4 separate regions of the Homo sapiens genome follow, and regions 2, 3 and 4 are each linked to region 1. A link is a contact called in ENCODE Hi-C data. All regions are on one chromosome and are shown on one strand. Each heading gives the region's core, a stretch centred on a gene start or an enhancer-like site at or near the end of the contact. The rest is flanking DNA. Distances are from core to core; before and after follow the strand shown.

Region 1 (6,626 bases), core at 2,363-4,862:
GGGAGCGGCTGGGCACCCATTCGCCCCATTCAGGGGCTGCACTTTATAGACGTTCCCTAGGCTGTTTCTAGGCTCCCCCAAGTCCCTCCTCCAGCCTCGTCGGGTCCCTCAGACCCCAGCCCAGGACCTGCGGAGGGCCGCAGCGAGGAGAGGCCAACAGGCCTTTCCCTAGAGTTGAACCTGGGCCGGGTGTTGCACCTGGAAGAACCCCCGATTTCCTGGGGACCCAGCAGGGCAGGCGGCCTGGCTCCGCGCTCAGGTCCGGACGCTTGTTTATGAGAAGAATTTCCTCTTTCTTAAAAGGGCAACGATGCGAGTGGGTCCCTCAAGGAGAGAAGAGATGGGACCGGTCTGGTGCGACCTGGGCAAGCGCTGCAGAGGGTACCTGGGCAAGAGGGCCGCCCGCCTCCTCTGGGTTTGGCACTGGAGAAGATGGGTCCATGCCAGCTGAAGGAGGAGATGGATGGGGGACGTTTAGCGAAGAAAGGCATCTCCCAGATCCTTTAGCCTCCTGGAAGTGCCCCCGTTGTACCCCCTACACACCCCTCTTGGCATTGAGTGCCAGTCCTCTGCCAGGCTCTGTGTTACAAGTTGGGGAGGGCGGCAAAGTCCCGAATTAAAGATGTCAGTTCTCAAGGACCCCACACTCCAGCGGCGGGAGACAGCTGTGCAAACAAGTCCCTGTGGCAGGATGCGGTGAAGGGCGCTGCCCGTGACGCCAGCCAGGGAAGGGGACTGAATCTTGCTGAAGGGGGGGTCGGCGGTAGGGGGGAGTGTTGACAGGACAGCCCAGGAGGAATGAGAGTGCCAGGAGCATGGGGGCACGTGTGTGCACATCTGCCAAGACCTGAAGCTTTCTGGGGACGTCTTAGATCTTGTGGGGCAGGACGGGGGACGGCAGAGTAATGGGCAGGTTGGTCAAGAAGACACGGAGACCCGGCTAAAGGGCTACCCAGGACCTGGGCAAAGGGCTAGTGATGAGGTCGCGCCAAGGTCAGTCATTTGGACACTGGAAGGCGTCTACTTAGAGCTGCCCCCATTCCCCCCATAGTAGCTCTGGTTCTTCCAGCCTGGCCTCAAATCGACCCTCCAGGAAGAGGGGTGCAGAGTTGCTCTTCTGGAAGCTCCCTTTAGGCCTCCCAGGGAGGGCGTGGTCGCACTTGGCACTCCCCAAGAGCCTGCTGAATGCACCCCGACTTTGTGCACGGCTCCCCGCCTCCCCCTGGGTTGGGCTTTTACCAGCCCTGTTTGGCAGATGGGGAAACTGAGGGACTGTGTTGGAAGAGACGCTTCCAAATCCACAGGTGCCAGACAGCACCTTGCTGAATCCCGTTCCTGCCCCTCCCCGTTTCTGACTTGTGGCCCCCATGATTTTATTTTTCCTGGGGTGCGAATGATAAAACAGACAAAAAATAGAGTGCATAAAGCGACCTCCACCTGTAGAGACAGAGGGCAGCTGGGTGTAGACAACCCCTACAGTGAGGACACTCGAAGGACCCCCCTCCCCCCACGCAATCCTGGCCTCTCGCTCACTCCGTAACTAACTACCCGCCCCAGGCGTGGGGAGATAAGTCCAGGGCTCCAGGCAGAAGGCGCGGCTACCTCTGCCGCTTTGGGAGCCTGGGAGGAGGAGTTAGGTCTCCCTGGGAAAAGAACTGCACGGGCAACGGCTTGAAGTGGCGATAAGATGGGGTGGAGGAGGTGGGGGATTCCTGAGGAATCCTGTGAGCTCAGGATGGCGCGTCTGGGAATGGTGGGTGTGGGGACAGCCGGCCAGGTACCAGCCCCCTTCACAGAGGGAGAGGAAAGCGCGCCACCCAACCCAGGCCAAGGGCGAGGCCACGACTCCACTCAGTCCCTCGCCACACGCTTCCTTTTGGGGTCATGAGGGCCCCGCATCCGGAGATAAAGCCGAGGCCCCACCCAGGGGGCCGGACCGCAGGGGAGACAGATGTCCCGCTCCCAGGCTGGAATCCCGCCTTTGCCCTTGCCGGTAGACCCGAAGCACGTCGCTTCCTTTCTTGAAACTCAGTTTCCTCATCTGTGAAATGGGTTAAGAAGGAGGCCGTTCTAAGGGGTAAATGAGATTAGGGGGCGCAGCCAGAGCAGGCCTAGGAAAACGCCAGCAGCGTGTGGCGATCACGGTGATGAAGCGCAATGGTGGCCGCCCCGTGGGCTACCCAGGAGCAGGAGGAGGGCCGAGGGATCCAGCCCGGGGACCGGGGTATCAGTCCCCGACAGTCCCCTCCCGCCCCTACTCCCAGCCTCAGCGCACGAAGCCGCCGCGCCTTCTGGCAGACGCCGCTCCCCTCCCTTCCCCTCCCGGCCCCCGCGCGGGGCCTCCCCTCCCCGGCTCCCCCTCGGCAGGGCCTGGCGGACGTGCGCCGCGTCGCACCCGGCGGCCGGACGGGACAGGACGCGCCCGCCCCGCCCCGCCACGGAGGCCCGCGGGAGAGGGGGAGGGGAGGAAGTGCCGAGGGGTGTTTGTCGGGCTTGGCATTATTAATTTTTAAATGGTGAACTTACAAAATAGTAACGACGAGTGAAAAGAACTTCATAAACGAGGAAAAAGACCAACCCGCAGACCCACGGCGCGCACCACGGAGGGGCTTGCAGCGAGAAGACAGGGACCTCCGTTCCCAAGTGCCCAGCACTGCGCCACAGGCCGGGTGGAACGGGCCTTGAGGGCCTCTGGTTTGAGGTCCCCCACGGTCGGGCTTTGGGCCCACCGCGTGCGGCGCCGTGCTGGGCTCCTAGGATCGGCAGCGAGTCCAGTGACTCCCACCGCACCCCCAGTAATCACAGGGCGGCCGTCGACCGCGGGCAGGGGAGGGGGTCTGGGAAGGCCCCTGGAGAAGGTGGCATTTCCTCGAGGTCGGTGGAATTTGGCTACGCGAAAGGAACAGCGCGTACGAAAACTTCAGGCGGGAACGCGCGGTGGCCCGTGCGCGGCGGGTAGACGTGCGGGGCCCCGGGTGGGGCCGTGGGGAGAGGTCGGCAGGGGGCTTTCCCAGGGCAGAGAGTTAGAATTTCACGTCCTACAGACCGGGGGCACCTCGCCCTGGGGCTGCGGGGGGCGGCGACCGTCCCATTCAAGAGCGTGATTCTGAGGTTTGCACAGCTGTTTCGGGCCAGCAGAGCCTTCGCTGGCTCTTGACGTCCTTGCGAGGTGATCTCTGCGACCACCAGACAGGAGAGAAGACCCATTTTACAGATGAGGTAGTGCTATCTCCAAGTCCTCAACGAGGAAACCGAGAAGCCTCTAGTCCCGGGTCTTCAGAAAACGCAGAGGTGGAGCCGCGCCGCACTCGGGCACTCCCCGGCGTGGGCGCTCCCGGCGGGCGGGCCTTGGCCGAGGGCGCTCGGCGGCCTGGAACGGTGAGCCGGGTGCCGGGCCTGCCACGCAGCCGCAGAGACTCAGCCCCGCCGGCGGGCGGCAGGAAGGGAGGCGACGCCCCCTGGAGCGCGGCAGGAACCCGGCCCGGCCCGCCTCCCAGTCCGCCTAGCCGCGCCGGTCCCAGAAGTGGCGAAAGCCGCAGCCGAGTCCAGGTCACGCCGAAGCCGTTGCCCTTTTAAGGGGGAGCCTTGAAACGGCGCCTGGGTTCCATGTTTGCATCCGCCTCGCGGGAAGGAAACTCCATGTTGTAACAAAGTTTCCTCCGCGCCCCCTCCCTCCCCCTCCCCCCTAGAACCTGGCTCCCCTCCCCTCCGGAGCTCGCGGGGATCCCTCCCTCCCACCCCTCCCCTCCCCCCCGCGCCCCGATTCCGGCCCCAGCCGGGGGGGAGGCCGGGCGCCCGGGCCAGAGTCCGGCCGGAGCGGAGCGCGCCCGGCCCCATGGACAGCTCGGCCGTCATTACTCAGATCAGCAAGGAGGAGGCTCGGGGCCCGCTGCGGGGCAAAGGTACCGGGGCTGCGGGGAGGGGGCCGAAGCCGGGGCGCCGTGGGAGGAGAGAAGGGGCCGGGATCTTCCCCAGGGGAGCCGCCGCCGCCGCCCCGGGCGGCCGCCTTAGCTGTGCCCGAAGCTCCCAGCCCGAGAGGGAGCAGGGAGAGAGTTTGAACTCAGAGGAGGCTCAGAGACGCGGGGCGGGGCCTGGCGCCTTTGGGGCGCTCCTGTTCGCTCGAGGTGAGGAAACTGAGGCAGGAATAGAGAGGGAACTCTTCGGGGGTTTCCTGGCAGGCATTGCGTGGTGCATGGGCGCCCCCCCACCATTGGCGCCAATGGGGCTGGGAGATGGGGGAGCTGAGGAGGGCGCCTATGGGCCACCCGCTGAGACTCCGCCCCACCCCCCACCCCCACCCCCCCGGGCTGCGGTCCGGTAGGGTCTTGGGAGGGGGCGCCGAGGTGACAGCAGGCTGGGGAGGCTTGGAGGGATCTCCCGCCAACACACAGCTACGTTCCCCACAAACTTCGCGTCACGCGTGGAGGCGCCGACCCCCTCGGAGGCACAGAGAGGACGGCCGGCACTTCCAAGAGTCGCTTGGCGCCCGCGGGGAGAGTCGTGCGCCTAGTGGGCACGCACCACCCCGCAAAGCCTCGCCGCCCCGACGAGGCTGCGTCCCCCAGCGTGGCTGGGCCGGGGTGGGGGGGTCTGTCTTCTCCTTTTCCCCGTGTGGACCTCAGGATCTGGACGCTGCCCCCAGGTCTGCCCACCCTCGCCTGGGTCTGGCTGCCCCGGAACTGAGGGCAAGGTGGAAAGGCTAGTTGCAGGGGGCCGGAGGGGGGTGGGGTGGGAGGGGTATCTGTCAATCAGGCTGCTGGGCTCCAGGTCGGAGGTCTGGGCGGGGCAGGGCAAACAGATGGCCACTGGACACTGGCCCCAGGCCGCGGGACTGCACCCCTGCCTCTGGGCCCAGCCGCAGTGAGGACTTCGTACCCACGGGGGTGGAGAGGATGGAGGGAGGGCAGGGGTGGACTGCCCTGGGTCCCAGGCCCTGGCTGTCCTGAGCAGGGGTGCTCAGGTAAGGTGGGGTCAGGAGGCACCGCAATGGGGCTGATCAGCAGCAGTCATGGAGGCTGTGAGAGGCAGGGAGAGAGCACCCCAGGACCTCCTTCTCCAGGCCACGCACTCCCTATGTGGGCGCCTTAATACCTGCTAGACCTATTTGTCTGGGAGCTGCAGGAGCCTTGCAGTTGATTGTGGAGCCCTGACAGGGGCGTTTCAGAGAAAGTCAGGAGCTGCCTTCGTGTGTCTGGATGAAGGGGCCACGGCAAGATCCTCCTGGCTCAGGGGTTCACACCTGGGCACACATGCAGGATTCTGCAGGCCAGTGTGCACCGAGCCTCCAACTTGTGCCTCCCTACTTCAGGTGACCAGAAGTCAGCAGCTTCCCAGAAGCCCCGAAGCCGGGGCATCCTCCACTCACTCTTCTGCTGTGTCTGCCGGGATGATGGGGAGGCCCTGCCTGCTCACAGCGGGGCGCCCCTGCTTGTGGAGGAGAATGGCGCCATCCCTAAGGTGCGTGGGGGCCAGGTGGGGCCACGGGGGCACCTGGACTCAGTCTTCAGGGCTTTAGGGGAAGGGGCTCCTGACTGAGCTTTTCAGGATGGACTTGCAGACCTGAAAGGTGCAGAGTAGGAGGGTGGCAGCCTCCCCTGCCAGGCCCTGCCCACTGTGGGGAAACTGAATTCTCCCTCATAAGTGGAAGCTTTTTCCTACCTTGGTTTTTAGAGAGGTCTCAAAGAGCCAAGAGGCCTACCCAAGCCCTAGAGCTGGCAGGGGCAAAGCTGGGAAGGGGGAAGTATCTGTTCCTGGGGCCTGGGGTTCCTCTGGAGACGGCTAGGGGGAGAAGCCTGCGTGGGAGGAAGGACCAGGCCCGGAGAGAGGCACCCCAGCCAGCCCCGCCCTCCCTACAGCAGACCCCAGTCCAATACCTGCTCCCTGAGGCCAAGGCCCAGGACTCAGACAAGATCTGCGTGGTCATCGACCTGGACGAGACCCTGGTGCACAGCTCCTTCAAGGTGGGCCCTGCTCAACAGCCCTCAGCCCGGGTCTCGGGGGGCATCCCCCACCCTGGCCTGGGAGGGAGGTGTGTGCTGGACCCCATGCCCTGGGGCTCCTCCTCCAACTCCAGCAGCTCTTTTCCCCCCACAGCCAGTGAACAACGCGGACTTCATCATCCCTGTGGAGATTGATGGGGTGGTCCACCAGGTGAGGGCCAGGAAGAGGCAGTGGTGGGCTTGGCATCTGCCTCCAGACCCTAGGCTCTTCCCACCAATCCGGAGCGCCTCGGATGGGAATTGGATACATGTGGAATGTCAGAGGCCCAGAGAGGGTGTGAGACTTGTCCCAAAGTCACACAGAACCTCAAGGGCTTGTGCTGACTCCAAGCCTGCAGAGTGGGCTCCTCCTCTAGGCTCCCCCGTGCTGTGCTCCCTCGCCCCACCCTGCCCGGGACCCAGTTCAAGTAATTCAGGATAGGTTGTGTGCTGTCCAGCCTGTTCTCCATTACTTGGCTCGGGGACCGGTGCCCTGCAGCCTTGGGGTGAGGGGGCTGCCCCTGGATTCCTGCACTAGGCTGAGGTTGAGGCAGGGGAAGGGATTGGGAATTAGGGACCTCGTGAGGTAGGACTGGCCAGTGGAGTGGAAGTTTTGATCGTTTTCTGGCGGGGGGTGGGTACAGTTTC
Region 2 (7,417 bases), core at 2,226-4,725, 1.1 Mb after region 1:
AATCTCCAAGGACAGTGCAGTCTAAACAGCCCCCACCATGTGACATCGAGGGGAGTGAGTGGGGATGGGGAAGGCATGGAGGGGCTGCTATTCTCAAAAATCTTTCCCGTCCCCTCCCGGTTTATCTCAGTTTACCGCCAGGGGGCACAGTGTGGAAGTGACAACCCTGGACTCCTGGGGTTGGGGGTAGGGGAAGAGTAAGGAGCTTCTGGATTGGTCTTGACAGCCACGTGGCCCTGTTGCCGTTAGCTGTAGGGGCCCTGAGGACCAAGTCCGATGCTACTCTGGCTGTATTCAGGGAAACCCCAGAAACACTCAAACCCCTTAACCAACAGGGTGTGTTGTCTGACTATCCAGAGCCCAACCTGATTGAAAAGCTGCCCCAGCAGGAAGCTGGATCTCTTGTCAGCTAGGGGCTGAATCTGGTCCTCCTGGGAGTGGGATGGATACCCCCTGCCCTGGGAGGGGACAGGGCAGCATCCAGCTGTCCAGCTGTCCAGGTGCTGACGCAAGGTGCACCTCAGAGCTGCTCGGGTTTCTCCCCACGGGCCTAGCCCAGCGGCTGAGCCAGCATCCCAGGCATCCACAGGCTAAATAAAGAGCCTGCCTGAGTCAGAGGGAGGCGGATGGGGCCCCGGGGGGCTTGGGGCAACCACGCCAAACAAGGCAAGGAGGGGAGCGATGTATAAAACCGGGCCCAGGGCTGAGCACCTGCCTGCACCCCTACTGTGCCATCCAGAAGGGCTCTGTGCTGCCTGCAATCCAGCCAGTCGACTCAAGTCCCTAGGTCAACCCCTCCACGGTGAGTCTGATCCTCAGAGAAGCCGCAGACACCCCCATTCCTCCATCTCCCTGAATGTTCTGACCAGGGAGGAAAAGGGCTGAAGGTGGGAGCCTCTGTCTCAACCTGGACCCCCATATTTGTCGCCCACTCCCCAGATGTCTAAAGCAGCTCCTGCCAAAAAGCCAGTGGCTGTGGCCCCAGCTCCTGGATGTACCCTGGACATCAATGACCCACAGGTCCAGAGTGCGGCCATTCGTATCCAGGCCTCTTACCGGGGCCACAGGTGAGAGGGAACCCCGGAGCCCTGTGGAGGAAGGGAGCTGCAGAGAGCGCACTCTTGAGTAGGGTTTGAGTAAGCGCTGAGCAGCGTCAGGAGCCTTTAGAATGAGTGGTCTCAGGGGAGGGTCGTTACTGAGGTATGGGGGAGTGGCCGGGAGGAATGCATCATCCTATCAGGGCAGCAGTTCAGGAGCAGTCCTCTTCCCTACCAAGCCACACGTTTAGGGGTCTGGCCGGTCCAGGGGGCAGGTAGGAGATGGTGCGCTCGCGGTAAGGGCTGTGGCCGGGCCTGTCTTAGGAACTCTGGGCCCTGACTCGGCCCGCGGGTAGGTCCCGGAAGGAGCTGCGCGAGAAGGGGCCGCCGCGGGTGCTGGAGCCGCTGAAGGACGTGGTGCTGATCGAAGGCAGCGCGGCCAAGCTCACTTGCCGCATTTCGGCTTTCCCGGACCCATTCATCCGCTGGAGTAAGGACGGCAAGGAGCTACGTGACGGTCCCAAGTACCGCTACGTCTTCGAGGACCCTGACGTGGTGGCACTGGTGGTGCGCGACGGCGAGCTGGCAGACCTGGGCCAGTACAGCATCAACGTCACCAACCCCTTCGGCCAGTGCTCCGACTCGGCGCGCATCCTCGTGGAAGGTACGCGCGCCCCGGGCGCAGCGCCAGGGCGCAGACCAGCACCACTCAGCCAGAGCCCGCAGCCCGGTCCAGCTGCGCGTGTTTACCTCTGGGCCTAGCTACAGGGTCCCCGCCAGCCCAGCTCTGGGCACGGCCTGGGGCGCATCGCCGCGCCAGCCAAGTGCGTCCTTCCCTACCTCGGGATCCAGCTCCACCCGGGCTGAGCAGTCAGCTGTGGACTTCCATCACGCGGCTCCGGGTCCCCAAGGTCACACAGCAAGCCAGAGGCAGAGCCAGGGTTGGACCCGGGTCTTCTGGCTCCCAACTCTGGCAATTTCCACTACCCGGAGCGGTCTCTGAGGCACCGCGAGATGTGTGAACATTCAGGGGCTTTCGCCCGCCTTATCTCTCTTGATCCTCTATTCGACCCCGAGAAGTAGGAGAGGCAGGGATAAGTCCCTTTAACAGCCAAGGAGATGAAACCAGAGAGGCTAATGATTTGCTCAACGTCACACTGCGAGTTTAAATGCATCTGTATTTAGTGCCGGGTATTAGCCGGTGAGGTGATGCCCTGCCTCATCTCCGGGTCCTTCACGGGGTTTCGCTCCCCTTTCCTTCCGCTAGTCCCGACGAAGATTCAAAAGGGACCCGACAACACTAAGGCGCGCAAAGGCACCACCGTGACGCTGACTGCGGAGATCCTGGGAGAGCCTGCGCCCGACGTAGGCTGGACCAAGGACGGGGAGGACATCGAGGAGGATGACAGGCGAGGGCCGGGACCTGCGGCACGGCCAGGGCCTGGGGCTGGAACCTGGGTGGGACTGAGCCCAGAAATCTGGCTGGAGTGACGGGGGCGGGGACTGGGCAGCGAGGAACAGAGCTGGCTAAGGAGCCCCGCCCAGTGCGCCCGTGTACTGACCACGGCTCCGCCCTCCTCCCCGCCGCCCTTCCGCAGGGTGTTCTTCGAGATCGGCAGCACCACCACGACGCTGACCATTCGCCGGGCCACGCCTCAGGACAGCGGCAAGTACGAGGTGTACGTGGAGAACAGCCTGGGCATGGACCAGAGCTTCGCTCGCGTCGACGTGGCCTGAACGGCACCCCCGGACCTTCCGCCCTGGCGCCGAGCCCGGGGGTGGTGGGACCCACAGCCCTCCACCAGCTTGCTTAATAAAGCTGCTCTCTGACCCTCCGCGTCTGTCCTGCTCTTCCGCGTCGCCATTCCCTCTCCCCCGCACCAGCGCCCACACGTATTCCAGACCCCCACGCCAAGGTCACAGCCTGTTGGAGTCACAGGGAGGTCTGGAGAGCGCCTAGCGCCGTGCTGCATTTCAGACAGTCAAACTGATAAGAGTTGCCCTCGCCGTCCAAGGCGCCCTCACTTCCCAGCGGTACCGCCGGCTGGGCCTGGGACTCCGCCTTCTCCGCTTTTGAGCGCCTCCAGCCCCAGCCCCTTGTGGCTGTTTGCCCCTGGCCCCGCCCCTTCCAGGGCTGGCCACACACCCCTGCTGTCCTTAGTCCCGTTTTCCTGTGGGACCCAGTTCCTCACTTCGGCTGCTGCCCCGAGGCCGATTCCCCAACAGCTCGGGTCCCAGTCTTAAGTTCCAGGCTGGGCTTCTCAGGCCCCACCCTTCTTCGCATTTAACCCCGCCCCGCGATCCCTTGGTCACACCCCTGGACTTCAGCACCTCTTTCCTCTCCCATAAAGTTAGAAAGCGGGTAAAGGGTCAGACTACAATTCCCGGCAGACCCTGCGAATGAGTTCTCGCGACTTGCGAGAAGACACGTGCGCGGAAGGAGCTTGCAGTAGCGGGCGGCAGAGCTGGAGTGAAGGGAGCTAGTGGTAAAGGGAGCTGGTGGAGGGGTGGCGGCAGGGGTAAGGGGCAGGGGACACCCTCTAGACGGAGAGCGGGCTCCGAGGTCCTGGCTGGCCCTCGGTGCGCCCGCCCCTGTGTTGGTCCCACAATCCCTGGCAATGAGAGGCCAGGGTTTATTGGACAGAGTCAGTTGTGGGGTTCAGAGGGTCAGCAATCAATCAATCCTCCGAATCCAGAGATTTAGACCCAGTCGTCCGTATTAGGACTGGAGGGGGGTCAATAGGTTCAGTGTTTGAGATGCCAAGGGAACCTGTCTTTTGATTTGGGGTTCAACATACAGAGGTTAGTTTTAGGATTCATGTTTAGCATATAGAGGATTTTTGCTGGGATTAGGGGTTCTTCAAATTCAGATCAGTGTTAGTTCAGTACTTGGGGATTACGTTCAGGATTTAAGTTAAATATCTGAGGCTCACTCAGGGTTTGCTGTCCAATATTCAGGGTTCACTATTGGGGTTCAGGGCTTAATATCTAGAATGAAGACGCAACACTTTGGGAATTTGAGGCTTCAGTATTTTGAGGTTTGGGTCTGAGAAGGGAGTCTCTGCCAGGTTTCTGAATTTGCAGAATTTGTTCATGGCCAGAGGGAAGTCTTTTAGAGATCAAATTGTGGGGTGTGAATTTCAGAATTTGGGAGGAATCACTGTGAGGTTTGAAGGCCGACTGGAATCTGGGTTGGGATTTGAGATGTGTGGGATTTGTGAGGTTCTGTCCAGGCAGGGACTATATTGAGCTTTGGGTTTACATCTTGGGGGAGGGCTAAGTGCTGCTATTTGGGGTTTGGGGTTTGGTTGGGGTGTGAGATCTGAGCTTGATTTCTCTGCTGGGATTTGAGATGTGTGGGATTTGTGAGGTGTTGGGTCCAGGCAGAGACTATATTGAGCTTTGGGTTTACATCTTGGGAGAGGGCTAAGTGTTGCTATTTGGGTTTTGGGGCTTGGTTGGGGTAGGAGATCTGAGCTTGATTTCTCTGTTGGAATTTGAAGTTTAGGTAGCAGTCACCATTATGCTCAAAGCGGTGATCCTGATTGGAGGCCCTCAAAAGGGTGAGGTGCCAGGGGAATGGGGGGAGGAGGTTGGGCTGGAGTGGTAGGCGGGATGGGGGCAGAGGAAGGCAGGAGGCCGAAATGTTCTCCTCTCTCCTCTCCCAGGAACTCGCTTCAGACCTTTGTCTTTTGAGGTGCCCAAACCATTGTTTCCTGTGGCAGGGGTCCCTATGATCCAACACCATATTGAAGCCTGTGCCCAGGTAACCTCAGGGGCTCCCCTCTCTCACCTCACTTCCTGCTTATCTTCATGCTGTTTCCCCCTTTCCCAACCATGAACTCTTCCCACCAGGCATAACTCCAAGGACCATCATTCACAGATGACAATGTGAATGGCGCCCCCTCAAGTTATGCTGTGCAGCTGCCCTGCTGTCTTCCCCTAATCTAGTTTCTCATCTGGCCTCTTCCTGCTCAGATTTCACTCCTATTTTTAAAGTGTGGAATGTGAGATCAGGCAAGGATCTTGGAGACAATGTAAAGCCGTAGCATGGAGACTCTTAATGATAACCAAGCACAAATTCATATCCTTGATCACATTGTTGCTCATTTCTTTATTGCTTTTCGTATTGAGCCAGGCAAGGTTTTGGTTTGAATTCAGTCTCTGCCTGCTGTGAGGTCTGCAACAAATAACACACCCTCTCTGACACTCAGTTTCCTTATGTGTAAAATGGGGGTGATTAGACCTACCTTGTTGGGTGGTGAAGCTTAGAAATGATATTTGTAAAATGCCTAGTACAACGCAGACCCTTGATAAATGGTACCCTTACCTCATGCTGATCTCAAGCTTAGGCTGACAGATAATAAAAATGGCCGGGGGGGAGGGGGCGGGGTGGAAATGGATTAATGCAGCTTGGTAGGCAAAGTCTTTCTTAGAGTGAGTCCCAGTTCAGGTTGGTGGGGGTAATAATTGATTGAAAGATCAGGCCTGGCATGGTAGCTCATGTCTGTAATCCCAACGCTTTTTGAGGCCGAGTCAGGAGGATCGCTTGAGGCCAGGAGTTCTAGCCTAGCTTTGGCAACATCAAGAGACCCCTTCTCTACAAAAAGTTTAAAAATTAGCTAGATGTGATGGCCTGGCTGTAGTCCTAGCTGCTCTAGAGGCTGAGGCAGGTGGTGACATGGCTGTAGTCTTCAATACTCAGGAGGCTGAGGTGGGAGGATCGCTTGAGCCCAGGACGTGGAGGCTGCAGTGAGCCAAAATCATGCCACTGCACTCCAGCCTGGGCAACAGAGCGAGACCCTTTTTCACAAAAATAAAACAAAACGAAAAAAGATCAGGCCTCCGACTTCCTCCAAATTCCTCATTGTCCAGAGGAGAAAATAGCCCAGAGTGGTGAGTGCCCTGGGGCCCCACAGCTGAGACTGAAACTGGTTTCTGGACTTTGGGCCAGCACCAAGGATTTCCCCAACATCCCCTCCTATTAGATATTCTTCATCCCAGCCTCTTCCCTTGTCCTCAGGTCCCTGGAATGCAGGAGATTCTGCTCATTGGCTTCTACCAACCTGATGAGCCCCTCACCCAGTTCCTAGAAGCCGCCCAGCAGGAGTTTAACCTTCCAGTCAGGTGTTTGTGCACACACTCGTATATGGGGGGGTGGGGATGCCCTAGGCCTCTGAGTTCTTGGAAGTGGGTTGAGTCAGCATTTGCTGGAGTTCATCCTCGCCTACTAGAAGGATTCTTGTTTGGACATCAATGAATCTCTGAGTATATAGAGTTTCTCTGTGGGCCTTGGGCAGGAGTAGTCCTGGGAGCAAGCGGTGGCGGTCAGGTGCCCTGGCTCATGGTATCTGTTTCCTAAGATCCACTGAGCTGGCTCTCGGGTCCCTGGGGACAGGTACCTGCAGGAATTTGCCCCCCTAGGCACAGGGGGTGGTCTTTACCATTTTCGAGACCAGATCCTGGCTGGGAGCCCCGAGGCATTCTTCGTGCTCAATGCTGATGTCTGCTCCGACTTCCCCTTGAGTGCTATGTTGGAAGCCCACCGACGCCAGCGTCACCCTTTCTTACTCCTTGGCACTACGGTGAGGGGGTCAGGAGGGCTGGAGGGTGTAGAGGAGGTGATCCCAAGAGCTTCCCGGAATTCAGGGTGTTGGGGAGGCAGGGGCGCCCCGGGAGTTGGTGTGGGAGCTGGCGTCAGGAGGGAGATGCGCTGCTCTGGCAGCATGGAGGTGTTAGTGGAGACCCCGAGCCCTCTGGCTGTTCAGAAGTAGGGAGGGGGAGGGCAGCTGTCAGTTTCCACCCTTGCTGAAGGCCTGTCAGTGGCAGAGCTGCATGCCAGGTGCTGTAGCGGAGGGAAAGAAAGAAAAAACAGACGTGGCTGCCCTGGAGCAGGCGGGTCACTGTCTCGGGTGTGTCTGTCTTTCAGGCTAACAGGACGCAATCCCTCAACTACGGCTGCATCGTTGAGAATCCACAGACACACGAGGTGAGAGCAGAGTGGGGGCTGGGTGGGTGCCTACTCTGTGTCATCATCCCCTCTACCTCAGGCCTCTAGAGAATGCTGGCACAGTATGGGGTGGGCTCTAGTCTTGTCAGACAGGTGAGACACTCCCGATTAATCATCTTATATCCCTTTAAGAGAGATTGACCAGGGGGAGGGGGGGAATGGTTAATTTCCCTGGGGGTGGTGCTGTAATAAATGTATGCACAGTGCATGATGGGAACACCAAGGGGGCCCCAACCCAGCCTTGCTGGGGTGGGAGTAGAGAGGGCTTCCTGGAGGAAGCAAGGTCTGAGCAGAGTCCCATTTGTCTAGATGACAAAGGAGACAGGAAGGTACTACAGGCAGAGGGAATGGCAGGTATAAAGGCCTGGAG
Region 3 (6,957 bases), core at 499-2,998, 1.1 Mb after region 1:
ACACGCTCCAGCCGGTGCCCCAGCGTGCGGTTCACGGCCACGCCCAGCGTGGGCAGCGTGGTCTGAGAGGTCAGCACCGCCACCAGCAGCCTCTGCCTGATGCCCAGCTCCGTGCTGATGTAGCGGGTCCTAGGGGAGGAGATGGCACAAGCTTATCAAAAGGACAACGGGGCGGGGGGTGGGGGGGAGGTGGTCAGCACAGACCCTGGCAGGTCACGTCTTCTCTGTATCTGTTCTCTCACCTATGAATAGGTTAAAAATAAACCCTCTCTCCCAGGGGTCATGAGGATTTAAACGAAATGGTCTTAAACAGGTAGTGCTTTGCATTTGGGAGATGGCAATACCCACCCAGATAGGAGAGAGATATTGTGGGTCTGACTCCGGGGTTCGCTACTTAGTAGTTATGTCCTTGAGCATGTTATTTAACCTGAGCCATCTGTAAAATGGGACTGATTATATCTGTTTAAAGCACCCAGCCAAACGCTGGACACACCATGTATCTACTCATTTCTATATAAATATGCCATTATGCCACAAATGCCTCACATAAATGACATAAAGGAACGTTTGGCATAGGGGTGTACTGAGTGTTTTTGCGGGGAGGGGCAAACTGCACTCAGGGGCTCTAGGAACTTACCTTTTGGTAAGGCAGAAGGTAAATTGCAGAACCAGCATTTGAACCCAATGTTACTTAGAAGTTATTTCAACTCATCAGCAGAGACATTAATGAGATAGGTACATTCCTCCCTCCCCCATCTCACCCTGAGGTGGCCCTTGTAACCCACTCAGGAACAAGAGATCCAGGTAAATCCTAGTTCTCTCCTTTCTCTTCCCCTGTCTCTATACACTCACCCTATATATAAGTCATTTCTCTAACACCAGCAGCCCAGCCAGGGAGCTAGTAGGATCTCTGGGGCGCCATCGGGTCGAGCCGGTTTAGGACACAGTCCAGTAAGTTCAGCCCAGGCCGGGATAGGGCCCAGAGAAAGTCTCGGACTGGCCCCACGGCTCTCGGGAAGGCAGGGCCATCGGAAGTTATCGGGGCCCAAAGACTTCCTGGCTCGCCAGCCCCTTCCTTCCGGAGCCTGACCCGGGCCCGGGCGACCTCCCCGCGCGCTTCCCGGCCGCTGCCCAGGGGGTAGAGCGGGCGCAGCCGATCACTACCTGACGGCCTTTTTGGCGGCCTGGCCGGGCTGTGCAGGGTGGTAGGGCAAGACGCGCGGCTCCCAATTCTCCCCGGCGCCTTCGCCGGCCCCGGGCTTCTCGCGCTCCGCTCCGGGCTGCACCGAGTTGGGCCGGCGCGCCGCGTTGGTGTTGCCGCGCGGCGGCAGCTCAGAGTCTCCAGGTTGGGGCGGGCCTGGGCCGCACGGCTCCTCCACCCAGGTGACGCTGAGCAGGCTCAGGGTGAAGCCCAGGGAGATGCCCACGGCCACGGGCCCTGCGGGCCGCAGCACCGACAGCAGCAGCGATGCCCGCATGGCGCCCGGACCGCGGGTCCCCGGCCCCGGCGAACCCCCAGAGCAGCCAGAGGAGTCTCCGAGGGGGCGGGACCGGGGAGGGGGCGGATCCGGAGGGCTCGGGCCCCGCGGGCGGGCCCGCTCCCTCCCCGCAGAGCAGAGCCAGCGGCCCGAGCCGAATCCCCGGAGCCGCGCCTCGATTCCCCTCCAGCAGCTGCTCTGGGCTGCGCAGGGTTCTTGCGCTCGGCACTGGAGCCTCAGCCGCGGCCGCAGCTGTCCGACGTGTCACTGCAAGGGCCCCGCCCCCGGGGTGGGGTCTCGGGCTCTCGCTACCGGAGAGGGAGGAGAAGGGGGAGGTTAAAGGGGAAGGACCCCCGGAAGTGCCCCCTCCTCAGTGCGGGAGAGGGAGACGCCGGGGGCGGAGTCCCCTGCCTCCCGCGGCGTGGTTGGTGCGTCCCATGTGACGTCAGAAGCAGCCCGCCCCTGCCTGGATGGTGCGCCCTGAGTGACGTCAGGAGCAGAGGCCGGAGCTGTCCATCAGCACCAAAGGCCGCGGGCGGGCTCAGGGCATGGGGCCGCGGTTCTGGGGCGGCCCGAGCCCCGGCTCCTGCGCCTTCCCCTTCCTCAGGCCCAGCCCGAGTTCCCGGACGCCGCGGGACTGGAGTGCCAGCCGGTGTTGGACGTGGAGCGGCGCCGCCACCGCGCCGACACCATTCTCTCCGGCCCAGCAGCCCCCTTCCTCGCACGACGGACTTTCCCTGGACCCCAGTCAGTTGGAGCCTCTGGCGCCCCGCAACCCCGGCCCCTCGGGCCTCTGCACAGCCTCTTTCACTCAGAAGCTCAGGTCGCCTCCAGCCCAGGTAAATCTTGGACAATCCCATATTGAGCCGCCCACAGATGAATCTCTTGGCTGCCTCCTTCTCACTGGCAGCACGCTCCCTTCATCCCCCCGACTCCCGTCCCTCTTTTAACTTCATCCCAGCCTCCACTAGCCAGGCACTTTTGTTTCCCTTTGTCTTTGCTCCCCACTCCAGAGATGCTTCCGGAGCTGCACAAATGTGGATACTATTCCTTTGTCCACTGTCCTTGCTGAGTTCTCCCAATCCCTCTCCCACCCCCATCCTGGTGGGGACCCAGGACTCCTCCGTGACCCCAACTTTCCCTCTGTCAGGTTAACTTGGGAGGGTGACTCCCTTCTATTCCCAGCACTATGCCGGGGACTGTGGCAACACTGCGGTTCCAGCTGCTGCCCCCTGAGCCAGATGATGCCTTCTGGGGTGCACCTTGTGAACAGCCCCTGGAGCGCAGGTACCAGGCACTGCCGGCCCTCGTCTGCATCATGTGCTGTTTGTTTGGAGTCGTCTACTGCTTCTTCGGTGAGATCCCCATCTCATCCCTCACCTGGGCTCCCCAGTGTTTCCCCGAGTTCTTTTTCTGGGCCCCCAAGTCTTCTCTGAATCCCTCTACCATCATGAATAATTCTTCCTTTTCTTTCATCCCACACATTTATAGATTGTCTAGACTCTAGATTATAGGAAAAACAGGTTTTTGGATTAGGCACACCTGAGTGTGAATTTACTTAGCTTTGCAGTTACTAATTGTGATGTCTTGGGCACATTAATCTGTCTGAGCCTCAGTTTTCTCATCTGAACAATGATCACAATATTTGTCTCATGTAGTGTTGTAAGAATTAGTAAGCATTCAATAAATTGTAGCTATTGTGAGGATGTGTTTGGCTAACTGTGCTAGGTAGCCACTGAAAACACTTAGCAGGGTTATTACACATGGTCCCTTACCACAGGGCATATTGTCTGACAGGGAGGAGACTCCCTGGAGCATTTACACCTGGGATACATATTAGAGTGGGCTGGATGGTGGTCACACACATCCATCCAGCCTACAAGGCAGGCTCCGGTAATCAGAGCTGCTGTGAATACTTGTACAGGACGGGTACTAAATAAGGGAGCTCAGCTGAGTGGGCAAGTGGGGGCTAAAGTCCAGCTCATGCTCTGACAAACTCTGGGCCTTGGCACAAAGCTGCTTTGCCTAGAGAAAGGCACACCTTTTTCTAATATGCATAAAGGTGCCAGATGGGCTAGTGGCCCAGTATAATGGGAGTAAGTGACCAGTGGCTTTGCAGCAAGAGTTACAGAACTTCAGAGAGGAGAGTGAGCTCTATGGGCTGGGGGCCCAAAGAAAGCCTCCAGGAGAATTGTAGGTGAGTGGGACCAGTGGGGGCAAATGAGTCTTGGGGGCTGGGGTTCCAGGTTGAGCAGAGGTAGTGCAAGACTTGTGTTCTGCAGCCTCCCCCTGCAATGGGTGGGTAGACAGGGTTGGGAGCCAGATGGTCCCTCCCATTCCTCCCCCAAACTCTGGGCTGAACAACTGAAGAGTAGGCAGGAGGAAGTGCCCCCCGCAAGGGTTCAGGACACGTTCTGGGCCTCCAAGGATTCTGTATCACCTCACCCCCTCCATATCTGTACCCACTCCCTCTGCATGTTGCTCAATGCAGCCTCATATTCCCTCTCCTGGGCTTCCTGACATCCTACCCCTCTTGGATGTCACTACGCCCAGGCTCATGGACTCTGAGCCCTTGTCCACGCCCTACTCCTCTCTCTGATCACGAGCCTCCTGGACTCTCATACTTCCCCCCACTCCTGGAAGTGACTCTCCTCTGTTATCTTTCTTTTTGGCTCTCTCTGACTCCTTGACCCCCATCTCTGATTTCCATCTTTCCAACTATTCAGAATCTCCACTTCCCTCACCCTTTCAAGTATCTCTAATGGGCCTAATGGCCCTATAACCTCCTTATTTCTGAAACTCCACAAACACTGTTTCCTTCTCTTTGATTCTGTGTGACCTCATGTAAGCCTTAGTGACCTCCACCTCCTCTCACCTCCAGTTATGTCATTACCTTCCATCCCTCTGACCCCCTCTATTACTCCTAGTCTTGATCCCTGGTTACTCCTCTCTAATTCCCATAACCTCATTATCTGATCACCCCTCCCCATACTGTGATCCCAGTAATTCCTTGTTTTGGTCTCAGTGTTCCTCTCTCTTGGAAATCGTTTTATACTCTCGATGATTCTATTTCTGTCAATCTCCCTAACCTACAAATACCTCATTTTCTGGGACAACTCCCCAGTAATGCTGCTACTCTGTCCTCTTTGTAACCTTTCAGTGGTGCCATTATCTCTGAAGCCCTGTGACCCCCAAAGACTCATCTTTCTGAACCTGTGTGACCCTCACCTCTCAAGTTTCTTTTTTTTTTTTTTTTTGAGACAAGAGTCTCGCTCTGTCACCCAGGCTGGAATGCAATGGTGCGATCTTGGTGCACTGCAACCTCTGCCTCCTGGGTTCAAGCGATTCTCCTGCCTCAGCCTCCTGAGTAGCTGGGATTACAGGTGCGTGCCACCATGCCCGGCTAATTTTTCGTATTTTTAGTAGAGACGGGGTTTCACCGCGTTGGTCAGGCTGGTCTCAAACTCCTGACCTCATGATTCACCCGCCTTGGCCTCCCATAGTGCTGCCACCACGCCCGGCCCTCGAGTTTATTATGATTTCCAAATACCTCATCTCTGTGAGCAATCCCTTCTCAAAGACCCCAATGACTCTTTTTCTGATCCCCTTGGGACCCCAGTGACTTCTCTCTCTGACTCCTATGATCCCAAAGACACCAATGCACGAATTCACTCTTGACTCAAAAGATTTATCCTAACTCCTGTGATCCTCAAATACATCAACCCTCATGATCTCAATGGTTATGTTTGCCTTCCCATTGACCACCAACAGCCATATCTCTCTAACCTCCCCTGACCTCAATGGCCCCATCACTGATGCCGTCATGACTCCAGTGACCCTCAATTCTCTGATCTTAGTGTCTTTGTCTCTGGTTCCCCTGGGATCCCATGTCCTTGACCCCTTGGACCTGCTCCCTCCAGCCTGGTGCCCTCATCTTGGCCCCTCACTAGCCCCTGTTCCCCTCCAGGTTACCGCTGCTTCAAGGCAGTGCTCTTTCTCACTGGGTTGCTGTTTGGCTCGGTGGTCATCTTCCTCCTCTGCTACCGAGAGCGGGTGCTAGAGACACAGCTGAGTGCTGGGGCGAGCGCGGGCATCGCTCTGGGCATCGGGCTGCTCTGCGGGCTGGTGGCCATGCTAGTGCGCAGCGTGGGCCTCTTCCTGGTGGGGCTGCTGCTCGGCCTGCTGCTCGCAGCTGCTGCCCTGCTGGGCTCCGCACCCTACTACCAGCCAGGCTCCGTGTGGGGTCCACTGGGGCTGTTGCTGGGGGGCGGCCTGCTCTGTGCCCTGCTCACTCTGCGCTGGCCCCGCCCACTCACCACCCTGGCCACCGCCGTGACTGGTGCTGCGCTGATCGCCACTGCCGCTGACTACTTCGCCGAGCTGCTACTGCTGGGGCGCTACGTGGTGGAGCGACTCCGGGCTGCTCCTGTGCCCCCACTCTGCTGGCGAAGCTGGGCCCTGCTGGCACTCTGGCCCCTGCTCAGCCTGATGGGCGTTCTGGTGCAGTGGAGGGTGACAGCTGAGGGGGACTCCCACACGGAAGGTAAGGGGGCACAGGCCAAGGTGGACATGAGAGGAGTGGGTGGCCAGGGATGGGTTGGGGGCCAAGTGACTGGGGAGTGGGGGACAGCAGCAGAAGGCCTCGATGGCGGTAGAGAGCTGACTTGCTCAGGGTCTGGGAGGATAGCACCCAGGTGCCATCATTCATTCCACAACAACATATGGAGTGCTGGCTCCGCACCAACCCCATTCCAGGCACCAGGGATACAGCAGAGATAACACAGACAAGGTTCCTGTCCTTATGGATTCAAGGCAGGCAGGAGACAGATAACAGAGATGCAAACAAACATGATTCCAGTTGTGTAGAGTGATATGACAGAGACATTGTGCAGGATAATGTGAAAGAATGACCTATGGAAGCTATTAGAGTTAGGGTGGTCAGGGAAGGCTGCTTGAAGGAGGTGATATGTAAGCAGGCACTTGAAGGCTAAGGGGCCAGCCATGCAAAGAGCTAGAGAAGAGGGAACAGCAAGGGCGAGGGCCCTGAGAAGGAATGAGCTCAGCTTGCTTGAGGAAGTGGGGCAGGAGTATGGGAGGTGAGGTGTGGGAGCCAGAGTGATTGCGTGGACCCTCTGGGTCATAAGAAGCACTCCACATTTTATTAGAAGGGCAATAAGACTTTAAACCACTGGAGAGTTTAAAGTAGGGGAGGATAGAATCTAATTTAGCTTTTGGGATGCTCATTCTGCTGCCGAGTGTAGAAAGCATTGGAGGGAGCAAGTGTAGGGGGAAACCAGTGAAGAAGCAGCTGTGATTGTCCAGTGGAAAGATGATGATGGCTGGCCTAGGTGATTGGGAGAGGGATGACAGCCTGGAAGGGGGTACCTGGAAGCCTAGCAACCTTCCATAAAGACCTATGGAAGAAAAGAACAACAGCGGGAAGTCTCCTCTGAGAGGTAGGAGACCAGGAAAGGAAGTG
Region 4 (7,065 bases), core at 2,295-4,794, 1.2 Mb after region 1:
TAAAACTTAGAAGAGTGTTTGCAAGTTAACAGAGTGATATCATAGCATGTCTTCGAGAAACACAGACTCATTGATGATAGTATGAAATTATGTAATAGCAGCCCATACATGTTATGCTACTTTACAGCAACATGAATTTTTGAAATGGCATTGCATACTTTTTTTTTTTTTGAGATGGTGTCTTGCTCTGTCACCCAGGCTGGAGTGCAGTGGTGCGATCTCGGCTCACTGCAAGCTCCGCCTCCTGGGTTCACGCCATTCTCCTGTCTCAGCCTCCCGAGTAGCTGGGACTACAGGCACCCACCACCACGCCCGGCTAAATTTTTGTATTTTTAGTAGAGACGGGGTTTCACCGTGTTAGCCAGGATTGTCTTGATCTCCTTACCTCGTGATCTGCCCGCCTCGGCCTTCCAAAGTGCTGGGATTACAGGCGTGAGCCACCGTGCCAGGCTGCACACCATTTTAATAAAGAGAATTTTTTTTTTTTTTTTTTTTTTGAGAAGGAGTTTTGCTTTTGCTGCCCAGGCTGGAGTGCAATGGCGCCATCTCAGCTCACTGCAACCTCTGCCTCCCTGGTTCAAGTGATTCTCCTGCTTCAGCCTCCAGAGTAGCTGGGATTACAGGTGCCTGCGACCACGCCTGGCTAATTTTTGTACTTTTAGTAGAGACAGGGTTTCACCATGTTGGCCAGGCTGATCTCGAACTCCTAACCTCAAGTGATTCACTTGCCTTGGCCTCCCAAAGTGCTGGGATTTTGGGTGTGAGCCACTGTGCCTGGCTGGGTCATTTTTAATGTCCTAAAGTTCTCTTGTTCTCTTCACATAGATCTGGCATATTTCTCAAAATATTATAAGCATGTGTGTATTTGTATTTATATCTATAATTTATTGATTTTTTGGCTGCTATGATGAATGGGAATTTTTTTCCCTTTTAGATTTGCTAATCTAGACTTCATTTTGTAAAGGTTTTGTCTTAGTTGAAGTTCTTATGGTAGCAATTTACAGAAATACATTCAGATTAACTTAGGCCAAAAAAAAAAAAAAAAAAAAGCGGGGGAGAATTCTCTGGAAGGCAGCCAAGGCCTCCCCTACAGGCCAAGGGTAGAAAGGAGAGTGGGCCTCACAAGGGGGAGGGAAACAAGAACTACGGAGTCTCCTGTTGCTTTCCCTTAGTAGATCTATTTTTCTCTCCCTCTGTAGTTCAGCTTTCTTTGCTTCTCCCTTTGTCCACTTCCATGTTTCTGAGAAGCAAAGGGATATAGAGCAAACCTGGCTACAGGGGCTACCCATGTGGGTGGAGCAATTCTCAGAAAATAACTATGGGTTGAAAAGGCACGGCTGAAACAGATTTCAAGACACTGCAATGTCAGTGACTTGAAAAGAATCTGTTTCTTGCCTAAGAGGGGTAGAGTTGGCAGTTACTGTTTGGGAGAATCTGCCCTTCTAAGTTCCAGATGATTAATAAACAGGGACTGACAATCGTCAGGTTATGGGATTAATAATTCAACAAAATATACTGAGCTCTTACTCTGACTTTATATTTGCATACTAGTTAGCTGTTGTAGGGGCTGAAAAGTTGTGATGCCTTTCTTCCTCATCATAAGGGTCAGAGCTCGTATAACAAGATAGGTTAAGAGAAAAATCTAAAATAAACTAAGAAGTTTATTTAATCAAAGTTTTACATGACATGGGAGCCTTCAGAAATGGCTACCCAAAGAGCCAGGGAAAACTTGTTTTTAATGCTTAGATTCTATGAAAAATGGACAGCCTGCAGTAATGTGGTTGGGCAAAAAGTGTGCCACTTAATAGTAACAGACAGCAGGTGGAAACCCAACGAGGTCTTTCTGTGTAGCATTCCTTCCTCCCAGGTATGAGGCAGGATCTCTTCCAGAATGAGGGTCTTACGGCCTATCAGACAAGGTAGGCCAGAGAAGTTCTTTACGGCCAGCTTGTTTTTTGGACTGAGTTTCCCTCCTGTTGCCCAGGCTGGAGTGCAATGGCGTGATCTCGGCTCACAGCAACCTCTGTCTCCCGGGTTCAAGCGATTCTCCTGCCTCAGCCTCCCGAATAGCTGGGATTACAGGCATGCACTACCATGCCCGGCTAATTTTGTATTTTTAGAAGACACAGGGTTTCTCCATGTTGGTTGGGCTGGTCTCGAACTCCCGACCTCTGGTGATCTGCTGGCCTCGGCCTCCCAAAGTGCTGGGATTACAGGCGTGAGCCACCGCGCCAGGCCACGGCCAGCTCTTACATAGAAAGGTGGGGGGAAGTTTAGGTTTTATGGCTGGCTTTGGGGGAGAGGGCTTCTAGTTTCTGTGACTCATCTTGGGGAAGAGGAATTCTGGTTTCTATGGCTTGCCTTGGGGAAGAAAGAAGGCTGGGAGACAGGAGGGCAGGAAAAGGTCGGAGAGACTGTGCCTGAGGCCTTCCAGTCTCTTTTAGTTCAAAATAGTCAGCATACCAAAGCGCCGTATTTTGGGGTATTGTTTTTCTGAGCTCAACACTGCTGCTTCGGATGTATCTCCACTTACTTTATTTAACCTAAAAGGCTTTCAGCTCAGAGCACAAGTAGTATGCCATGAATGCGAAATTGTGTGGTTCAAATATTCAAAATATTTGAAATATTTGCCATTTCAAATATTTTGTCTTGAGAAAATAAAATCTTTCAAATCTGGCAACTTGGGATAAAGATGACTATGATCCTATCCCTCCTTTCAACTGGCTTAGGATTCATTTTGATTTTCCTCTGTAGAAATGGGGCGCTTCATGAAAGAAACTCTCTCTGAAAACCAGGAATTCTGTTAAAAGACCTTTTTGCTAATCTAGTTCAGTAGTTGACGTTAGCATTTGACGGGGAGCCTGGTGAAAGCTACCATGAGAATTCGGAAGCAAGAAACTGGCAGTCCTGGCGCTACTGGTTACTAATTGAACGACCTTCGCAAGTAACCTAGCCTCTGTGAACCTGTTCTCATTTTCAAACGCGGTTGAATAACTACTTTTCAACTAGGATGTTATGAAAGGTAATAGGGTAAAGACAAAGGACTAGGTTCGCGTGGAGCCCAGTACTGCTGAAGGAAAGATACACGAGTTTGGAGGGAGTCTAAGGAAAAGGAGGCAAAGGACCCCGGAGGTTATATCCTCGGTGGCCTCAGCTTTTACACGATCTAAGTCCATCCTACGGCGGATACGCTCTCCTTTCACTGGAAAATGACTGTTTGCGTTGAAAAAATTTTTATCTAACAAAGCTCCATTTCTCTAAACTTTGCTTCCCCGCCCAGTTTGCAAACGAGTCAGGGTTTCCTCACCGGCGCGGTAGGCTCGCCGAAAGCCAAGCGGGAGCCCCAGGCTGCGCAGGGCGGGGGAATAATGGGTGCCCAGCTCCGGGCCAGGAAGCCCAGGGAACCACTGCAGCCACCACCGCGGTCAGGAGACAGCCCCCGCACCGCCCCTTTTCGATTCGTTTGCATGATCTACGGCGCGGTTTCCGGCGGCAGAGACATGTTTTCCGGTCGTCCCTTGGCTCGATTTTCTTCCGGGGCGGGACTTCCTTTCCATCATTGATAGGCGCCGGGCAGCTGAGCTGGTAGGAGGACCAGACGGGGAGGTTCGGTATGTCTGACCAGGACTTATGTTCCTCGAAAGGGCGGCCAGGAGGATGCTCTTCCTCTCTTTTCTTTCTCGCCTTTTTCTCCGCATGACGCCTCGGTTTGCGCGGACGCCCTGGGCTTTTGGCACTACCGCCCACCTGAGGCTCTTCCGCTTCCTCTTTCCCCCCCCAGGCTCCGCCCCCCAGCGTCCCGTGGCCATGACGACCGCTCAGAGGGACTCCCTGTTGTGGAAGCTCGCGGGGTTGCTGCGGGAGTCCGGTGAGTGGACTTCCGGTTGGGCTGGGCCTCGGACCTCGGACGAGGTGGGGGTGGTGCTTTCTGGAGACACGCCCTGAGAGTCATGGAGTTACGACTGGTAGGGTCACCAGGTGTCAGAGTTCAATTTCTTTACTTTTCCCAGGTTTGTTCGCCCTTACAGTGTCCTTTGCCTGTGATAGCCTAAACTCTAGCCGTCCTTTGAGGCCAAAGGGCGGTATCCCTCCCTCCGTGCCTTCTCTGACACTGTCAGAAGGAAGTGATCATTACCTGACTAAAAGCCCCTCAGGACCAGGGACTGATCTCGGTCATAATCATTATTGTGTAGCAAGGTACTAAATACAGTAGATAGAAGCACGAGATTTGGAGTCGGACCCACTTGGGTTGGAATATCAACCCTCTTTCAAACTTGCCATACTGTTTCCTGAGGCTCAGTTTTCCTCACAGATTGGCATAGTGATTGTACTTAACATTTGTGGGGATTCGTTTTAATTCATGTATTTAGTACAATGCCTGCAAGTATAGTAACTGCTTACAGTTGGGAGCTATTGTTATTGTAATGATTTCCCTGATGCTTGGCACTGTGCCTGGGCATAATGGAGCCACAGTAGTTGTTGAATACTTGGTTGGCATTAGTTGTGGTAGAAAAAGCCTTGGCTTTGAGATCAGATAGGAGAAGTAACTTCCTACCAATTATATGATCTCCATCAAGATTTTTCACTTTTTTGAACCTCAATTTTCATATCTGTAAGATGGGGTTAATAGTGCTTCTCTTTGAGAGATTCTGAGAAGGTTTGAATGAGATACCAAAGTCATCTGGTACATACTACAGTTAATGTTAGCTGTCCTCCATCACTCCATGCTCCTATTGACGATATCTGTGGAAGCTCTCTTTATAGCAGTTTTCTTTTCTTTCTTTTCTTTTTTTTGAGACAGAGTCTTGCTGTGTCACCCAGGCTGGAGTGCAGTGGCGCAATCTCAGCTCACTGCAACCTCCACCTCCTGGGACGAAGTGATTCTCCTGCCTCAGCCTCCTGAGTAGCTGGGACTACAGGTGTGCACCACCATGACCGGCTAATTTTTGTATTTTTAGTAGAGACGGGGTTTCACCATGTTGGCCAGGTTGGTCTTGAACTCCTGACCTCAAGTGATTAACCTGCCTTGGCCTCCCAAAGTGCTAGGATTAAAGTCGTGAGCCACAGCACCTGGCCAGTAGCAGTTTCATTTCCTGGCTTGTATTGATAACTTTGCAAATGTCTTATATCCTTCTCTGGGAGGAGACAACTAGGAGGCCCTTTGAACGTGGGAAGAGTCCTTGAACCATGTCTGTATCTATCCTCAGTGTCTAGTACATACAGAATCCTTCATGTCAGGTTGTAGGACTTGTTAATTTATTCAGTGATGAATGGTGGGTGTGTGAATGTGTGACTACAAGGAGGTAGCAGGAGAAGAGCTTTGTGGCAGCAGAATAGTTTTGTATCTTGATTGCGTGGCTGCAGGAATTTATATAAACAGCATATAGCTATATATACATATTGTACCAACATCAGTGTCCTGAATTTTTTTTTTTTTTTGAGATGGAGTCTCGCTCTGTCACCCAGGCTGGAGTGCAGTGGTATGATCTCGGCTCACTGCAACCCCTGCCTCCCTCCCAGGTTGAAGTGATTCTTCTGCCTCAGCCTCCCGAGTAGCTGGGACTACAGGCATGCACCACCATGCCCTACTAATTTTTGTATTTTTAGTAGAGACGGGGTTTCACCATATTGGCCAGGCTGGTCTTTAACTCCGGACCTCGTGATCCACCCGCCTTGGCCTCCCAAAGTGCTGGGATTACAGGCGTGAGCCACCACGCCTGCCCTTTGTGTTTTTTTTTTTGTTTTTGTTTTTTTTTTTTTTTTTTTTTGAGATGGAGTCTACCTCTGTCACCCAGGCTGGAGTGCAATGGCTCAATTTCGGCTCACTGCAACCTCTGCCTCCTGGCTTCCAGCTGTTCTCTGGCCTCAGCCCCTCGAGTAGCTGGGATTACAGGCGCATGTCGCAATGCCCAGCTGAGAATATTTGTATTTTTAGTAGAGACGAGGTTAGAGTCGTAGAATAATTTTTTGTGTTTTTAGTGGAGACGGGGTTTCACCATGTTGGCCAGGTTGGTCCTGAACTCCTGACCTCAAGTGCCTTGCTCCCAAAGTGCTGGGATTACAGGCCTGAGCCACGGCAACCAGCTCAGTGTCCTGACTTTGATATTGTACTATAGCTATATAAAATGTAACCATTAGGGAAAACTGGGTAAAGGATACAGGGGACCTTTCTGTATTATTTCTGCAGCATTCTTTGACTCCATACTTATTATATTTTTTAAGCCAAAAAAGCATTCCTTCATGCCTAGCTTGTAGCTGCACTTTTTTAGGTGCAGTGATGAATACCAGAGTGATCAAAAGATGCCCTCAAGGATGAAAGTCTCATTAGAGAGAGCAGTTTTAACAGACAGCAATAACAATGCCTTAGTGCTATAATGAATAGTTATTCTATGACATACTTTTTAGTATTGTTTGAAAGTTTCTACAGATGTGCTTTGCAATCAGAAAAAGAAAGAAAGATAAAACTTCCAATTAACTTTTGTGTAATAATGAGTGACTGCAATATGAAAATTCAGCAGTATTACTTCTTGAGGCGGCTTCCTGGAGGAGGCTGGTCTCAAGCTGGGCGGTGGAAGGGGGTGTCTCATAACAAGAGAGAACTGTGAACCAAGCTGGCTGTATTTCCAGCACTGTCAGTAGATGAGGCTCTTTTGAGCAGAAGGTGAAAGAAAATTTGGAAGAGTTGGTTGGAGTTGTGTAGCCAAGCAGTCTCATCAGGCTGAATGAAATGTTAGGACTTTTTTTGAAGATGAGGGGAGCCATTGAATGCTTTTGAGCTGAGAAGGAGATAGAAAATTTGATCCTGCAATAGAAGATCTACAATATGGATTGGAGTGGGTATATTTTGGCATCATAGAGCCTTAGAATAAAGAGAAAAATCTTTTCACTGTGTCTTCCCTCCTGTTTGCCCCTTTTTCTGCAGGGGATGTGGTCCTGTCTGGCTGTAGCACCCTGAGCCTGCTGACTCCCACACTGCAACAGCTGAACCACGTATTTGAGCTGCACCTGGGGCCATGGGGCCCTGGCCAGACAGGCTTTGTGGCTCTGCCCTCCCATCCTGCCGAC

What was found. A loop is a pair of places that touch in the nucleus more often than their neighbours do. Pooled maps may share reads with other maps.
Region 2: a map of naive thymus-derived CD4-positive, alpha-beta T cell shows a loop between it and region 1 (7-fold over the local background). The contact joins the promoter of GMPPA here to the promoter of CTDSP1 in region 1. A Hi-C loop is called at or near these places in 1 of 168 maps with a recorded cell type or tissue (naive thymus-derived CD4-positive, alpha-beta T cell), 2 of 37 single-sample maps with no recorded cell type and 13 of 50 pooled maps.
Region 3: a loop to region 1 is called in a map of naive thymus-derived CD4-positive, alpha-beta T cell, with 7 times the contacts of the local background. The contact joins the promoter of CHPF here to the promoter of CTDSP1 in region 1. A Hi-C loop is called at or near these places in 2 of 168 maps with a recorded cell type or tissue (CD8-positive, alpha-beta T cell and naive thymus-derived CD4-positive, alpha-beta T cell), 4 of 37 single-sample maps with no recorded cell type and 13 of 50 pooled maps.
Region 4: a pooled map shows a loop between it and region 1 (8-fold over the local background). The contact joins the promoter of STK11IP here to the promoter of CTDSP1 in region 1. A Hi-C loop is called at or near these places in 1 of 168 maps with a recorded cell type or tissue (CD8-positive, alpha-beta T cell), 4 of 37 single-sample maps with no recorded cell type and 13 of 50 pooled maps.

Annotation. Positions count from the first base shown.
Region 1 is chr2:218,396,256-218,402,881 of GRCh38, forward strand. It overlaps CTDSP1 (CTD small phosphatase 1), which reads left to right and starts at 3,613. Exons shown (of 7, transcript NM_021198.3): 1 at 3,613-3,902; 2 at 5,309-5,457; 3 at 5,856-5,960; 4 at 6,094-6,150. The coding sequence starts at 3,836. SLC11A1 (solute carrier family 11 member 1) reads left to right here. Exons shown (of 15, transcript NM_000578.4): 15 at 1-639. It overlaps MIR26B (microRNA 26b), which reads left to right and starts at 6,391; the gene lies at 6,391-6,467. RefSeq lists silencers at 1-20, 2,261-2,530, 3,221-3,590, 3,661-3,740, 3,901-4,060 and an enhancer at 171-300.
Region 2 is chr2:219,495,416-219,502,832 of GRCh38, forward strand. GMPPA (GDP-mannose pyrophosphorylase A) reads left to right here and starts at 3,476. Exons shown (of 13, transcript NM_013335.4): 1 at 3,476-3,523; 2 at 4,541-4,600; 3 at 4,706-4,803; 4 at 6,061-6,164; 5 at 6,436-6,622; 6 at 6,967-7,026. The coding sequence starts at 4,561. It overlaps SPEGNB (SPEG neighbor), which reads left to right and starts at 716. Exons shown (of 5, transcript NM_001286811.2): 1 at 716-802; 2 at 940-1,067; 3 at 1,394-1,701; 4 at 2,305-2,446; 5 at 2,636-2,872. The coding sequence starts at 940. The coding sequence ends at 2,774. All of the region lies in intron 1 of ASIC4-AS1 (ASIC4 antisense RNA 1), which reads right to left. RefSeq lists silencers at 21-201, 2,446-2,525 and enhancers at 52-346, 80-897, 1,716-2,533, 2,534-3,351, 3,356-3,545 and 1 more.
Region 3 is chr2:219,542,061-219,549,017 of GRCh38, forward strand. It overlaps CHPF (chondroitin polymerizing factor), which reads right to left and starts at 1,749. Exons shown (of 4, transcript NM_024536.6): 1 at 1,165-1,749; 2 at 1-129. The coding sequence starts at 1,478. It overlaps TMEM198 (transmembrane protein 198), which reads left to right and starts at 1,968. Exons shown (of 5, transcript NM_001005209.3): 1 at 1,968-2,317; 2 at 2,629-2,833; 3 at 5,446-6,021. The coding sequence starts at 2,668. It also overlaps a transcript of OBSL1 not described here. RefSeq lists silencers at 1,181-1,270, 1,281-1,990, 2,031-2,170.
Region 4 is chr2:219,594,313-219,601,377 of GRCh38, forward strand. STK11IP (serine/threonine kinase 11 interacting protein) reads left to right here and starts at 3,545. Exons shown (of 25, transcript NM_052902.4): 1 at 3,545-3,611; 2 at 3,782-3,868; 3 at 6,923-7,065. The coding sequence starts at 3,808. RefSeq lists enhancers at 3,497-3,716, 3,927-3,986.